Linked DNA regions of Homo sapiens: region 1 is linked to region 2. The links are chromatin loops, found by intact Hi-C in ENCODE. Cell type or tissue: A673. All regions are shown on one strand.

The links. Hi-C counts contacts between places; a loop is a spot of excess contacts. Peaks named below come from ENCODE experiments on the same cell type or tissue, not always from the same donor. Only the 100,000 strongest peaks of a DNase experiment are listed, where the experiment ranks them.
Region 1: a loop joins it to region 2, with 6 times the contacts of the local background. A loop is called at or near these places in 56 of 110 quality-filtered maps.

Annotation. Positions count from the first base shown.
Region 1 is chr3:84,544,067-84,552,066 of GRCh38, forward strand. No RefSeq gene overlaps it. Among named protein-coding and RNA genes, the nearest start is that of LINC00971, 320 kb to the right of the region's middle. RefSeq lists enhancers at 3,758-4,313, 4,314-4,868 and a silencer at 4,029-4,088. In A673, a CTCF peak has its summit at 3,987 (motif pointing right); no DNase peak of the experiment used is centred here.
Region 2 is chr3:85,571,898-85,579,897 of GRCh38, forward strand. All of the region lies in intron 1 of CADM2 (cell adhesion molecule 2), which reads left to right. Among named protein-coding and RNA genes, the nearest start is that of MIR5688, 190 kb to the left of the region's middle. RefSeq lists an enhancer at 4,191-4,767. In A673, a CTCF peak has its summit at 4,384 (motif pointing left); DNase peaks (open chromatin) are centred at 4,394 and 6,094; H3K27ac peaks cover 2,874 bases.

The sequences.
Region 1 (8,000 bases), 1.0 Mb before region 2:
AAAAATGACATTGGCATATTTATAGGAATAGCATTGCATCTGTAAATTGCTTTGGGAAGTATGGCCATTTTAACAATATTAATTCTTCCAGTCCACAAAAGTGGATTGTTTTTCCATTTATTTGCATATTCCATGGTTTCTGGCAGAAGTGTTTTGTTGTTCTCCTTGTAGAGATCATTCACCTCCTTGGTTAGATTTATGACTACACTTTTTTGTTTGTTTGTTTGTTTTCTTTTGTTTTTTTGTTTTGCTATTGTAAATGGTATTATGTTCTTGAGGTTTGGGGTACAGATTCTATCATCCAGGTTTGAGTGTATGACAGAATAGGTAGTTTTTCAAACCATACATTCCTCCCTCTCTTCTATCACTAGTAGTTTGCCGTATTTTGTTTCTATCTTTGTGCCCATGTGCCCGCAATATTTTATTCCCACTAGCAAGTGAGAACATGTGCATTTGGTTTTCAATGCCTATATGAAAATTTTTCAAGCTGTGAATTTTTAGCTTGAAAATTTCTGGTGTATAGAAATGTTACTATTTTTTGTACACTTGTTTTGTATCTTGAAACTTTAATCAAGTTGTTTATCAGTTACAATAACTTTTTGTGGCATCTCTAAGGGTTTTCTAGATATAGAATCATATCATCAGGGAAAAGAGATAGTTTTATCTATTTTCCTATTTCAATACCTTTTTTTTTTCTCTTGCTTGATTGCTTCGGATAGGACTTCCAGTGCTATGTTGCTTAAGAGTGGGGAGAGTGGGACTCCTTGTTCCAGTTCCTAAGGGGAGTGCATCTAGCTTTTGCACATTTAGTATGATGTTGACTATGGGTTTTTTATAAATGGCTCTTATTATTTGAGGTATCAATCAAACTTCAGTCTCTAGCTTGTTGAGGGTTTTTTGTCATAAAGCAATGTTGGATTTATCAAATGCTTTTTTCCACACCTATTAAGATGATTATACGGTTTTTGCTTTTCATTCTGTTTACGTGGTGAATCACATTTATTGATTTGTGAACGTTGAACCATCATTGCATACCAGGAATAATGCTTACTTGATTGTGGTGCATTAACGTTTTTTATGTGCTGCTGGATTTAGTTTGATAATGTTTTGTTGAAGATTTTTGTACCTATATTCATCAGGGATATTGGCCTGAAGTTTTTGTTACTTTTTCCATTGTGTCTCTACCATATTTTGGTATCAGGCTGATGCTGGTTTCATTGAATGAGTAGAAGAGTCCCTCTTCAATTTTTGGAATACATTCAGTAAAACTGGTGTCAGTTCTTCCTTCTAACAGAATTTGACAGTGAATCTACCAGACTGAGGACTCTTTTTTTTTTTTTTTGGTTGGTTGGTATGTTTTTTCTTAATCCTGATTCAATTTTGTAACTTGTTATTGGTCTGTTCAGGTTCTCATTTTCCTCTTCGTACAATCTTGGGAGGTTTTGCATTTCTAGGAATATATCCTTTTCTTCCAGATTTTCTAATTTGTGTGCATAGAGTTGTCCATAATAATCTCTGTGACCTTCTGTATTTCTTTGAGATCAGTTATATCATCATCAGTCATTTCATATTGTATTTATTTTGATCTCCTATTTTTTTCTGTGTTAATTAAGGTAGAAGTCTCTCAATTTTGTCTGTTCTTCCAAGACCCAACTCTTGGTTTAATTGATTATTTTTATTGATTTTTGCAACTCAGTTTTATTCAGTGCTTCTCTAATTTTAGTTATTTCTTTTCTTCTGCTAGTTTTAGGATTAGTTTGCTCTCTTTCATTCTAGTTCCTCTATGTGTAGAGTTAGATTGTTAATTTGAGATCTTTTTAACTTCTTGATGAAGGCCTTTAGTACTGTAAACTTTCCTCTTAACATTGTTTTAGCTTCATACCAGAGAGTTTGCTAAGTAATGTCCCTGTTTTAATTAATTTCAAATAATATTTACATTTCTGTCTTAATTTTGATGTTCACCTAGGAGTTATTCTGAGCAAGTTGTTTAATTTTCATGTGTTTGTCTTGTTGTGAGAGATATGCTTGATATTGATTTTTATTTATATTTCACTATGGTGCAAGACTGTGCTTAGTGTAATTTTATTTCTTTTTAATTTTTTGAGACTTGGTTTATAACTGAGCATGTGGTCAATCTTAGAGTACGTTTTGTGTGCAGATGAGAAGAATGCATATTATGTGTTTGTTGGGTGGGATAATCTGTAGATATTTATTAGGTCCAATTAATCAAGTGTTGAGTTCAAGTCCAAAATGTCTTTGCTAGTTTTCTGCCTCAGTGATGTGTCTAAAGCTGATAGTGAGGCTTTGAAATCTTCCTCTATTATTGTTTAGTTATCTACATCTTTTGTATTTCAAGAAAAACTTGTTTTATAAATCTTGGTGCTTCAATGCTGGATGCATATCTATTTAGGATAGTTACGTCTTCTTGTTGAATTGTACCTTTTATCATTACGTAGCCCTTCTTCTTCCTTCTTAATTGTTATTGGTTTAAAGTCTGTTTTATCTGATATAAGAATAGCAACTCCAACACTTTTTCTTTTTCTATTTGCAAGGTAAGTCTTTCTCTATCCCTTTACTTTGAACTTGTGGATGCTATTACATATTAAGTGGGTCTTTTGAAAATACCAAATGGTTGGATCTTGTCTCTTTTTTAAAAATACAGCTTACCACTCTGTATATTTTAAATGGGGGCATTTAGGCGACTTACATTCAGTTTTAGTACTGCTATGTGAGACTTTGATCCTGTCATTATGCTATTAGCTGGTTCTTATGGAAAGCTGATTGTGTATTTGCTTCACAGTGCCTTTTGGCTATGTGCTTAAGTGTGTTTTTGTGATAGCAGGTGTTATTCTTTTGATTCCATGTTTAGTACTGCCTTAAGGACCACTTGTAAGGCTTTTCTAGTTGTAATGGATTCCCTCAGCATTTGTTTGTTTGAGAAGAATTTCATTTCTCTTTTGCCTATGAGGCTTAGTTTGATGGAATATGAAATTCTTGGTTGTAATTTCTTTTCTTCAAGGATGCTGGAAATAAACCCCAATCTCTTCTAGCTTGTAAGGTTTCTGCTGAGATGTTGGCTGCTATCCTGATAGGGTTCCCACTGTATGTGGCCTAACCTTTCTATCTTCTTTTAAGAATGTTTCTTTCACATTGACCTTTGTGAACCTTATGATTATGTGCCTTGGAGATGGTCGACTTTTATAGTATCTAGCCTCGGTTCTCTTTATTCTTGAATTTGTATGTCACCCTCTCTATTGAGATTAGTGAAATGTTCATGGACTATCCCCTCCAATATGTTTCCAAGTCACTTACTCTCTCTCCTTCTCTCTCAGGAATGCCAGTGAGTCATAGGTCTTATCTCTTTGCATAATCCCGTATTTCTCAGAGATGTTGTTTATTTTTCAATATTCTTTCTTTTTTATTTTTATCTGACTGAGTTGATTTAAAGAACAGTTCTTCAATCTCTGAGATTCTTTCCTCAGTTTTTTTTTCCTGCAATTAATACTTGTGATTATATTATGAAATTCTTGTAGTGAATTTTTCAGTTCTTTCTTTAAATGCCTATTTTGTCATCAGCTCCTGGAGATCATTATACTGGGTTTCCTGGCTTCTTTGGATTGCATTTTATGTTACTCCTGAATATCGATGAGCTTACTTACCGTACAGATTCTAAACTCTATGTCTGTCATTTCTGTCATTTCAGTCTGGTTAAGAATCATTGCTGGAAAGCTAGTGGGCTCATTTAGAGACAAAGGAATGCTTTGGCTTTTTGAATTGCCAGAATTCTTGTGCTGATTCTCTTTCTGGGAGAGCTGGTGTTCCCTTAATTGTGGGGTTAGTTGAGTACAGTCAGTCAGGTTCTTATCCAGGTGCTTTCAGAGGGCCAAAGCTCTGTATAGGATCTTTGTGGTTGGATTTTTGCCCTTGGTTTCACAGGGGTGTTACACAGTCACTCAATACTTTAGGTATTGTAGTTTGAGATGTAATCCAGTAGATGGCGCTTAAAATTAACGGTCTGTAGGCTGTTACTCGGCCGTGCAGCTCTTTCGTATTTCTCTGCATTCCCAGGCCTGCTCTGCAGTGGGAAGGGAGAGATGTCCTCTGACCAGGTCAACTCTGGGCCTTTGGAGACCCCCCTCCGGCCCCAGTCACTGGCGCCACACCTGCATTTCCTTTGGTGTTTTGGGCCAAACAGGCCGCTCCAAGAAGATAGGCCACACCTTTTCTGGACTGGCACTGCGGAAGGAGGTATGCTCCCGTCCTGCACCGTCCCATGAACCCATGCATCTCACTCCTCACAGTGCTCTGAGAGTGGGGCCTTCTCCCCCACTTGGATGCCAGCCACAGACCTTGGTTCAGCCCTTGCGAGCTGTATGCAACAGCCCTGGGACGTGAAACTGGCCCAGCTGCTCTGGGAATCCAAAGGGCTCCCACGTTGCTGGGAATATTGGGAGCAAATCACCCAGGCTGGGCTGTGGAGTGTGCGCTGTGCACACACTCTTGCGGTATGGCCAGGGAGGGACCTTGGAAGGGACTGGCATTCAGGAGTGCCGGCAGAACAGATGTGCCCCTGTCCTCAGGTAGAAACTGACTTTGCTCTCTCCTGGCCCGCAGTCAGCTGCTACTAGAGTTTCTTGGAGGACGATGGTGGCCGCTAGGGGGATGGGCACCTATAGCCACATTCCGCAGAAACTGTTCCATGAACAAAAGCCCTTGGGCTCCATGCCGGCCGAAGCTCTGACTCCTCCTACTCTTGGGCAGATCCCCTGCAAGCTGAAATATCCAATGGGGACATGGAATCCTCTGTAATTAAGAAACCAGCAGTCTGTGGCAAGAATGGGCTGTCCCTCAGTCCCTTCACTCACCCATTTCCCAGGAGCCCTCTGGGGCTGGGAACTAGCCCTAGCATTTGAGTCCCCAGCACAGGATTTCTAGCTTTCTCCCTCTTCAGCCTCGGAGTTTGCATTGCTTCTTCATCCTCTGAATTGAATACCTGCTCAAATTATGTTGGTTTACATGATATTTTGCTCTCTCTTGGTGAAGGCAGCGCTTCCTGGCTGGGTCTAGTCGGTTATCTTGTCCCCCTTCTCTACCATCATTCTTGATGTTAACTTTGACAGCTTGATTAAGGTGCTCTCTAGTAGCCTTTATCATTGCAAAATTGGGTTGTTGTTGTTTTTTCCATTTTGAGTACCTATTTCATGGGGAAATCCTTTGTGTAATAACTTATTCCTCATCAAATATTTTACACACCAGTTTTAGTACACATTCACAAATATATTTCTGCATTAATCTTTACTCTGAAGGTTGCCAAATGGTGATTTTTAAATAGGTATAAATGATAGAGATGCTTTATAAAAAGAGATATACTTTAAATTTCAAATACACTATAAATGAGATCCTGTTATATCTTTCATTATATAATCTACTTTTATTTTAATACATAACTTACATTTAAATCAATTAATACATACTTTTAATGGCTACATTGTAGACAGTTGCATGTAGTGTGATTTTTAGAACAAAAAATTTATATTATCTTTTGTTTTTTATAATATAAACAGTTTAATATTGAACATTTTTATACAAAATTTTTAAACACTAATAAACATTTTAAGATAAACTGTCAAGAGAGAAATACCAATAACACATTAATATGGTTTGGCAGTGTCCCCACCCAAATCTCATCTTGAATTGTAGTTCCCATAACCCCCACATGTGGTGGGAGGGACTCTGTGGGAGGCAATTTAATCATGGAGGTGGTTACCCTAATGATGTTCTTGTGATAATGAGTTCTCACAAGATCTGATGGTTTTATAAGGCGCTTTTCCCCCTTCTGTTCTGCACGTCTTCTCTCTTGCCTGCTACCATGTAAGAGGTGACTTTGCTCGTCATTCGCCTATCGCCATGAGTGTGAGGCCTCCCCAGCTGTATAAGAACTATGAATCAATTAAACCTCTTTCCTTTATAAATTACCCAGTCTCAGGTATGTCTTCATTGGCAGCGTGGGAACAGACTGATACACACATTTCCACCTTGGCTTCCAAGAAAAGCATATATATATATACTTTTATATATTATATCCCACCTATAATAAACAGAAGTATCTCTGTACAAGCTTATGAATAATGCATTTTTTTGATTTCTTACAAGCACATATAGATTACATAAAGATAAGTGGCATTTACCGTTTTATTTTATTTGATCACCAGTGATGTTGAATTTTTATTTTATAATCATGTTTTGTGATTATTATTTTTAAGAAATAATTGTTTATATTCTTCAACCATGTCTTATTTTGAAATAATCTTCTTTTTCTCATTGACTTATGTGAATTCTTAATATATTAATGAAAAAATCCTCTCATATTTATATCAGTTACCAATTTCCATTCATATTTAATGTGGTTCACTGTGCTTTTAAATAATTTACTAAGTTTATAATTAACTCTATCAATCATGAAAGCAGGTGTTTCCCATATCTGCTGATGAAATTTCTGTTTATTTTTAGTTAATAGGTATAAAAATATTTCTCTTTTAATGCTTTTTCTACAATATTCTATTTGTTCTATGTTAAAATATTAATCTGCTTTATTTTTATTTTTTAATTCTTCACAGCCCCTGTATTCTTAAGTGGTGGAAGAATTTGCACCTGTGGAGCAAAGTGTTCTAATTTTTTTAAAATTCTAATATGTAATATATTGATTGTAAACCGTCATTGTTAAATCTACTTCAGTTACCATTACAAATATCATATTTGGCTTTTGTGTTGACAATATATTTTTAAGTTTTTAGTTTATCTTTTCTTATTGTTACCATGTTTTCTTATTCATCTTTGTCTTACTCAGATTTATTTCCTTCTAATCATTTTTTTCTTTAGTCACTTTAAATTGTATTATATTTCAATATTTACACTATTAGTTATCTTAGTATTAATATTACTGTAATCAAATTTTAAAATGATTCAATATGTAATTTTTGGCAATAGAATATTATCTACTTTTTATTTACCATAGTGTTTCACATATAAACTCAGCCAATTAACAGAAGAAATTTAGTGTTCATTTCCTCTCCTCTATCTTGTAGTTATATTAATTGATGTACTTTCTTTTTCTTTTTTGATCTATTTTAGTAATTTTGAGTTTATATGCAAATTACTTCCTTTGACACTTTGCTGGCTTAAGTCTTATATTTTACAAATTTTTGAGATTTAAATTAATTTTCATTATTCTGCTATCTTTAAGCTTTACTGATTTCACTGAGGACAGTCATATTTGGAATACAAAGTTTCCTTACAAGTTGATTTTTAATTTTTATTTATGTCTCACTTTATCGAAGTAATGCTTTACATAACTAACTCAGGAAAGGCAATTGGTGAAATCTTTTCTGTTCTTGCATTCCTGGAGTTTTATTATTTTACCAACATATATTTATAATAACATGTTTTAGCATGGAATATTGGGTAAACTATGAGGATTAGTTGTAATGTGTCAACTTGACTGGGCAATGGGATGTCCAGATGTTTGATAAAACATTATTCTGGGTGGGTCTGTTGGGGGGAGGGTTGATGAGATTAACATTTGAATCAGTACACTGAGTAAGGCAGATTGTCTTTCCTTATGTGAGTGGCTGTCAGTCACTCAGTTGAAGGCCTTAACAGAACAAATTGTTGATCCTCCTGTGAATAAGAGAGAATTCCTCCTGCCTGACTGCTTTGAACTGGGAAATCTGTCTTTTTCAGTTTTCTGAATTAAACTGAAACATTCGCTCTTCCTGAGTATAACTGAGTAGAGGCTAAACATCCCTAATCTGAAAATCCAAAATTTGAAAAGCCTCACAATCTGAAATTTTTGAATGCTGACATGATGACATAAGTAGAAAATTTTACACCTGACCTCATGTGACAATTTGCAGTCAAAACTTTTTCTTGCACAAAATATTAAAAATATTGTATGAAATTCCTTCCAGATTATGTGTATAAGATATATATACACACATATG
Region 2 (8,000 bases):
GGTATACAATGTGCTTTGACATTGCCTATGTTAAAAATATGACCAACTTCAGTCTGGGCTAGTTACACAATTACTAACAAGCCAGGTTACTAGAGCTCTATTTCAAAACTTCATGTGGACCAGGCATGGTGACTCATGCCTGTAATCCTAGCAGTTTAGGAGGCCGAGGCCGGTGGATCACATGAGGTCAGGAAGTTGAGACCAGCCTGACCAACATGGCGAAACCCTGTCTCTACTAAAAATATAAAAATTAGCCGGGCATGGTGGCGGATGCCTGGAATCTCAGCTACTGGGAAGGCTGAGACAGGAGAACCACTTGAACCCAGGAGGCGGAGGTTGCAATTGTGCCACTGCTTTCCAGTCTGGGCGACAGAGTAAGACTCTGTGTAAAAAGTAAATAAAAAATAAATAAACTTCATGTGAATTTTCATGTTACAAAGCTTTATGTAAAAATATATGAGGCATAAAAGTTTGTATACTTAAGAAACAAACATACTTATATGTAAATGCATGTACCTATAGGGTTCTCCAGAAAGAAGCAATAAGATGAGTAGAGACAGAGAGAGACAGAGAGAGGGGAGACGGGGAAGAGGTAACTTATTAGGGAAATTGGCGTGCATGATTATGGAAGCTGAGAAATCTCATGACGAGTCTTCTGCAAGCTGGAGACCGTGGGATGCTTGTTATTTGTCTTGGTTCAAGTCCAAAGGCCTCAGAACAAGAAAAGCCAATGGTATAACTCTTGGTCTGAGGCCAAAAGCCTGAGAATCAGTGGTGTCACTAGTCTTTAAGTCCTGGAGTCCAAAGGCCAGCAGGACTGAAGTTGTCCAAGGACAGGAGAGAAAGAGTCCAGCTTCAGTAGATAGATTAACATATTCACTTTTTCTTTTTGTTCTCTCTGAGCCACCAGCAGATTGGATGGTGCCCTACCACACTGAAGATAGATCTTCCCACCAGGTAGTCCACTCAGACTTACCTTTATCTCCTCTGGAAACATACTCACAGACACACCCCAAAGTAATACTTTACTAGCTTTCTAGGTATTTCTTAATCCAGACAAGTTAACACCTAAAATTAACATTACACTGTACATATTATCCTAATCGTGTATACATAAGATGCAGTCCATTTTAGTTAATGAACTATTTTAACAGAAAATATCTTATTGTTATAAATGGGAAAGTTAGGGTATTTCGACAAAAATAGCTTATTTCAACATCTACATGACAATCTCAATGTAATATATAAAAACGTGCTTATTTTATTTATTTATTTATTTATTTATTTATTTATTTATTTATTTATTTATTTACTGAGGCAAGGTCTCGCCTGTTGCCCAGGCTGGAGTGCAGTGGTGTGATCTTGGCTCACTACAATCTCTGCTTCCCGGGTTCAAGTGATTCTCATGCCTCAGCCTCCCAAGAAGTTAGGATTACTGGTGCATGCCACCAGGCTCAGCTAAGTTTTGTATTTTTAGAGGAGACGGGTTTCACCATGCTGGCCAGGCTGGTCTCAAACTTCTGATCTCAGGTGACCCACCGCCTTGACCTCCCAAAGTGCTGGCATTATAGGGGCATTATAGGTGTGAGCCACCGCTCCCAGCCTATATATAAAAGTGTGTGCTTCTAATGGCTATATTTCTATTAACTACTATCAGTGTAACATTGTAAAAGGCACTGAATTAAAACCTCTTGGAATTCTAATCCTGGTTATGATCTTGCATGAATATGTAATCTCAGGATGATAACTTTTCTTGTACAAATTATTGTCCATAAAGTGAAGTGTTTGTGCAATGTCCATCTCTCAGGTATCTATGATCAAATTGTGACATTCACAGTGGCTTGTTGAAAGCTTACAAGTTTACGTGATCTTATTCCCTGCTTTACTATTTTCAAAATCTCTGTGACTACTAATGTCTAATCACTTTAATTAACTAGTCCTTATGACATGTCTGCCCACAGAGACCAATCCTCACCATCCTCACCACATCACCAATACGGATTGAGAGTCTATTGTAGTAATCTACATATGCAACATGTGAAGCATGTTTGAAATTTCAGCTTCTGCTTACCCAGCTGTCCACGATACTGACTGGTTATTTCAGATTATGTCCAATGTATCCATGAGACATTTCATCTGTCTCTCTATGCCTCCTTCCTCCTCATCACTTTACCTAGTACCCTTAGCTATGTGGGATCAGACTTTGTTAGGTTGAAGGGTTAACATTTAAGCAAACACCATATTTCTAGTCCTCAGTCTGGGCAAGTTTTTAGGCCTAGACATTTCCTGTGCTTCTTACCAGTGATGACTGGAATTTGGATCTTGAAGCTCACTGCTCTCACTCCATGGCTAATCATAAACAAAGGATGGATTTGCTTTAGCAACATAGGTTATCTCTATGTCTAATTAGTGCATCCTTGGCTGGGGTTCTGCTAAGGTAGCAAAAAATTGGCTTCCAGCTTTGTGCTGCTAATGAGGATTTTAGTTTGCAAGTATGCTTTGCCTGTAGCAACTTGGTGTGTTCTCTTCATTTTCGGTCCACTTACTGTCAGTCCACTACAGTGTTCCAATTCTGTAAAATGATACATAGGCCCAAGAATGTCTTCCTGTTATGTCTCTAGGGCAAAAAGTGTTCCCTGGCTGAATCATGTAAGGTCCCTCAATCTGTTCAGCTTTCCCTGGTATTACTAACCTTCAAAGACTTAGTTGTTTCATCTCTTTTAGAAGTATAGAAATGTTCAAATGAACCGAAGTAAAACAAAAATTCCAACTCTGTAAAATGTACAATAGAAAATATATACCCAGTGTAAAATCCTCTACTGCATGATATGTTTCTTTAGCTATACATCTAGAGTACATATCTCTTATTTTTCAAATTAGAGGACTCTATCAGTGCGTTGAGAAATTTCTCCTCTACCTCAGTCTAGGGGGTTCTCATAAAATTGTCAGTAGAGCACTTTAGCAAACTCTCTGGTCACAGCAGGAGGCACCTGGTTGTGACCTAGCTAATCCCAGAACCCCATCCCTTTCTCCAAAAAGACCCATTACTCAAGCTGATTACCCTTATTGAGAGTAGATAGACTATAGGAGAGTGAGTCACCTTTTTCTTTTTAAAATTGCCCTCTTTAAAAATATTTAGGCATGTAATAGTTAGTGGCCCCTCCTTCCCCATCAGTGCAAGCCTGAGAAAGAAATTAAGATGGTGACTAGTAGAGAGAGATGAGTCTGAATTAGCTACCATATCAATGAGACTACTCTTATAATTTTCATTTATGTGTATCCGTAAGTTCCTTTTTTGCTTACTCTATTTTCAATTAGAATCTTCAATGAAAATGCATGAACTTACCAAAAATATACTCTTTAAAATGATTGGGCTGGGCGCAGTGGCTCACGCCTGTAATCCCAGCACTTTGGTAGGCCAAGGTGGGTGGATCACAAGGTCAGGAGATCCAGACCATCCTAGCTAACATGGTGAAACCCCATCTCTACTAAAAATACAAAAGATTAGCCTTGCGTGGTGGCGGGCATCTGTACTCCCAGCTACACGGGAAGCTGAGGCAGGAGAATGGCGTGAACCCTGGAGGCGAAGCTTGCAGTGAGCCGAGATGGCACCACTGCACTCCAGCCTGGGCGACAGAGCGAGACTCCGTCTCAAAAACAAAACATAAAAAATAAAATAAAATAAAATAAATGATTGAAATAGTAGCTTGTTATCTAACAGTATGCTAAATTTTTATGTAAAATAAAGAAGATAGGATTATAGAACATGGCTTAATGATTATATGTGAAGACTAGGTTCTTTCACAAAAAGTATGTTTTGAGATGACACTTGCATGATAGTATGATGTCAAACTGTTGGGTGGGAAAAAGGAAGGGGAACTGTGTATAGGAATATATTACAGATAGATTTTAAAAGAGCATGCAAAAATATGTAAAAATAAGAATTTTCAGGAAACTGCAAATTATTCAGCATAGAATGAGTATGTACTGAAGATGACACCTACGTGTAGACAGAAGTGAAAATACTAAGCGCTCAAGACTTCTCTAACCTTTTTGAACCTCAGTGCCCTCATTCATAACAGAGGTAATAATAGTATTTTTCCTAGAGGGTTTTGTGAATTTTAGCACAATCCATGGAAACTGTCTAGCCAAAAGTTCACTCCATAAATGATTTTGCATTTCTATATAGTGAATCATGTGACACCTCTTAGTATAACTACCAGATTGTCAACTTTGTTTTAACATAATTTATTTATTATAAAAATTAGTTATGTAAACATTAAATTTATGTCTTCAATAAAAAGTTATTTTCTTAGAGAAAATCATCTCTGCTTTAGAAGCAGTTGCCTTGCCTGAAAGAGGTAGGCAAGGCTGCCATCTAGTGGCAGTACCTTAGAACTGCGGACATATGGTCCTCAAAGCTGAGAAAGCATTCAAATTCAAATCACACAAAGTGATCTCATTTGAGAACAAAGAACATCCGACGATTGCTGGATACATCAAATTTGTATTCCTGCTGTGCATTTTATGACAAAATCCTGAATCTGACAATTTAAAAAAAATGAGTTTAAAGCAGTGCTTCCCAAAGTCACCTTAAAAATGTTGAGATTCCATGACAATGTTTACACACACATATGGAGGCACAAACATACTCATACACAAATATTAGTATAAAGTAACTAGATTTTCTCTCTTGGAAGTGTTGTTTCCTTTTATAAAATCATAGCGATAGTGCATTCTGACTCTTTTTATTTATTCATTTGGAGTTAATGTTATAATTTTTCAAATTGCAGGGCCAGCAGTCGTATTTCAAATCTCAAATTTTTGACCAAAATTATACATTTCTCCCCTAACCAAAAGTTTGAGAAAATCTGGTTTGAAGGAGTCATCTACTCTTAAAACTATTACTACAGCTCTCCGATAACTATTAACCTAGACTATACCACCCTCCCTTTTATTCTCTATTCATGTGAATAATATCCCCTATTGTATTCTATAATAGTCTTCTATTGTTTACCCAGAGCCACCAAGAAGAGACAGCAACAAATAGAACACAAATGGGGACAAGATCTTATTGTTGGCTGACTAAAATGACCATTGTGACAAAATTCTCCTGGATGTCAAGTCCGGAAAAATATTTGTCACTACTAATGAACTGGCAAACCTTCTATATAGACAATGAAATCTATGTACCCCATCTGAGTCTTTATCCGTTGATTCTCTATTTTTTTTCTTACAAAGGGTTTTCCAGTTTACATTGTGCATTCACCATTCATAAATTACTTTCAACTTGAAGCTTCTTTCAGTTGCATTTAAGGATGCTATGATTTGAACGTGTCCCCCGGAGTTCATGTGTTGGAAGCTTAATCCCCAATATAACGGGGTTGAAAATGGGGCCTATAGGAGGAGATTGGGTTAGAAGGGCTCTACCCTCATGAATGAATGAATGCTGTTATCATGAGAGTGAGTTAGTTCTAGAGAGAGTAGGCTTATTATAAAAGCAAGTTAGGCCCTCTCCTGCCCCGTTGCTCTCTCGCACGTGCTCTCTTGCCCTTCCTCCTTCTGCCATGCAGCAAGAAGGCCTTCAGCAGATGCAGCCCCCTCAACCTTGGTCTCCTGAACTTTAAGACATAAGTTTATTTCATTCAAAAATCGCCCAGTCTGTGATATTTTGTTATAGAACACAAAACAGGCCAAGACAAAGGACATTTTTTTCTTATTTTCTATTATTAAAAACATGTATTTTAATATTTTGTTTTTTTCCAAACACCATCTTACCTATATTTCATGTTTTATTTTTAAAATTAAAAACATTTTAAATGCCTTAAATTTAGCATTGTAATCTGTGAACTCTATTTTTATTGTTGTTTTATTTTTTAACAAGTAAAGTTTTTAAATTGCCCTATAACTATTATTTTATAAACCTTTCTGTGTAACATCAGACAAATGGAGAACAAGTATAAGAAAACAATGTATATTCTGTTTAGAAAGCACATATTCTGCTCACTGTCCCAAAATCAGTCTTGTTTCACTAAAAAATTATCCTCTAACATTATAAGATTTTTATAATCTTACCTATTAATCTCTTTCCTTCCTTCCTTCCTTCCTTCCTTCCTTCCTTCCTTCCTTCCTTTCTTCCCCCCCTTTCTTTCTTATTTTATGTTGTTTATTTATTTTTATTTATTTTTATTTTTTGAGGCAGAGTTTCACTCTTTCACCCAGGCTGGAGAGTGGAGAGCAGTGGCGCGATCTCGGCTCACTGCAACCTCCACCTTCCGGTCATTTTCCTTTTAATAGGTGTCATGTGATGACAGGTAGGAAGTCTGCATTGTCAGATGCACTAATGATTATGTAGTAGTTTCAAAACAAAGCTAAAATTACTGAAGAGTGTGTTCTAAAATGAAAATCAGAAGACACACCACTCATCCTCAACTCTGAAGAAAGCAACAAATACATTGTTTGCAATATCATTTTGAGAGTAGGCGCTGGATTTTCTCTAACATAGGTTTTTATACTGATATGAGAGAGATGTTTTATAATGAGAGTTAAATGAGGTTAAAAACAGGGCAAAGGCCATACTTAAAAAAATAAATAGATCAAGACTTTAGAGTTCTTTTGTTTAACAGCCCTTCTGGAGGGTAAACTTTTATGCAGGTCAAGCACTTGAAACCATAATTTATTCGTCAGCATCACTTTCTCTAGCTATTCTTCATGAAACAGCATCATGATACTTTGCAAAGGAATGTGATTATACAACCTGATAGTACTTGTGTGCACTGATAAAGCAGGAAAAGATGATTGTATTCTTATTCTTTTGCATCTATGAATTTAAATTTCAATTAAATCAGATTAGATATTCTGTTCTATGTCATCTTTATTTAACATTAGTGGTGATTAGTTTCTAATTTCTGTTGCTATTGATATCAACTTTATACCCTCCCATCTGTGATTATAAAGTCGAGTCATTCACACACTCCCATTATATTTATTTGTATTTTAAATTGAAAAGGTGGAGAACTCTTAAAATTTAACAAAGTGTGAAATGTTTCAAATTAGCAGCCACGGTGTTGCAAGTATTAAAGCACAAACTGGGTTGTTGACGTCTTATAGCTGCTAAAAGTTTGAAGCTAATTTCAAATTGTGTTTTATCTTCTCCTTAAAAATAAATGAGTAAATAAATAAATAAAAGATTTTCTAGGTACCTCTGGATCCAGTGGTAATATCTAAGGAAACTAATTAGCAAGATATTTGTATAAGTAGATTTGAGCAAATAAATTTGAGTCATGAACTTAATTTATAATTTTTAAAACTCAATCCTCCAAAAATATACCATCCTACCTTCCTTCATTCTTCCTCATTTTGTTATTTTTCCTTGAATTTTATTGCAGGTGATTGAATCCCAGGTATCCATTTACTCTAGGACTCTTTCTTTATTCCTCATCCTTAGTTTCCCCAGACCCATTTGGTCTCACAATCACTGCCTAGTTTACGACCTAACCATTTCTCAGATGTGTGCATGCAACAGCATCCTAATGGGTCTTTGTGACCAGCAATTTCAACATGCACAAGGCTGCTATGCTGACTTGTCTAAAATGCAGATTTAGTCAGTTCCTTTCATGGCTCCCCATTGCTTAATGATAGAGTCAAGTTTGTTAACATGCAATGAAATAGCTGTTGATTTATTCTGAGTAATTACACTTACTTTTGATTTTCAGAATATAATGGTAAAATTCAGTTCTTAAATGTTACTAAAATTATTAAGGTAATATTAATAATATAAAAAGTAAGTGCCAGTGACCTAATGAAACATTTAAAATGATGAATGGCCTTGTGTAGAAAAAATATGGGCTCAATACAGGTCTCTAATTCATATAGATTTATATAGATATCTAATTTACATAGATATATAGATTCATATAAATATGTATATTGCATTTATATGTATACATATGTATTTATATGTTTGTGTGTATGTGCATCTGTGTGCATGTGTGTACACA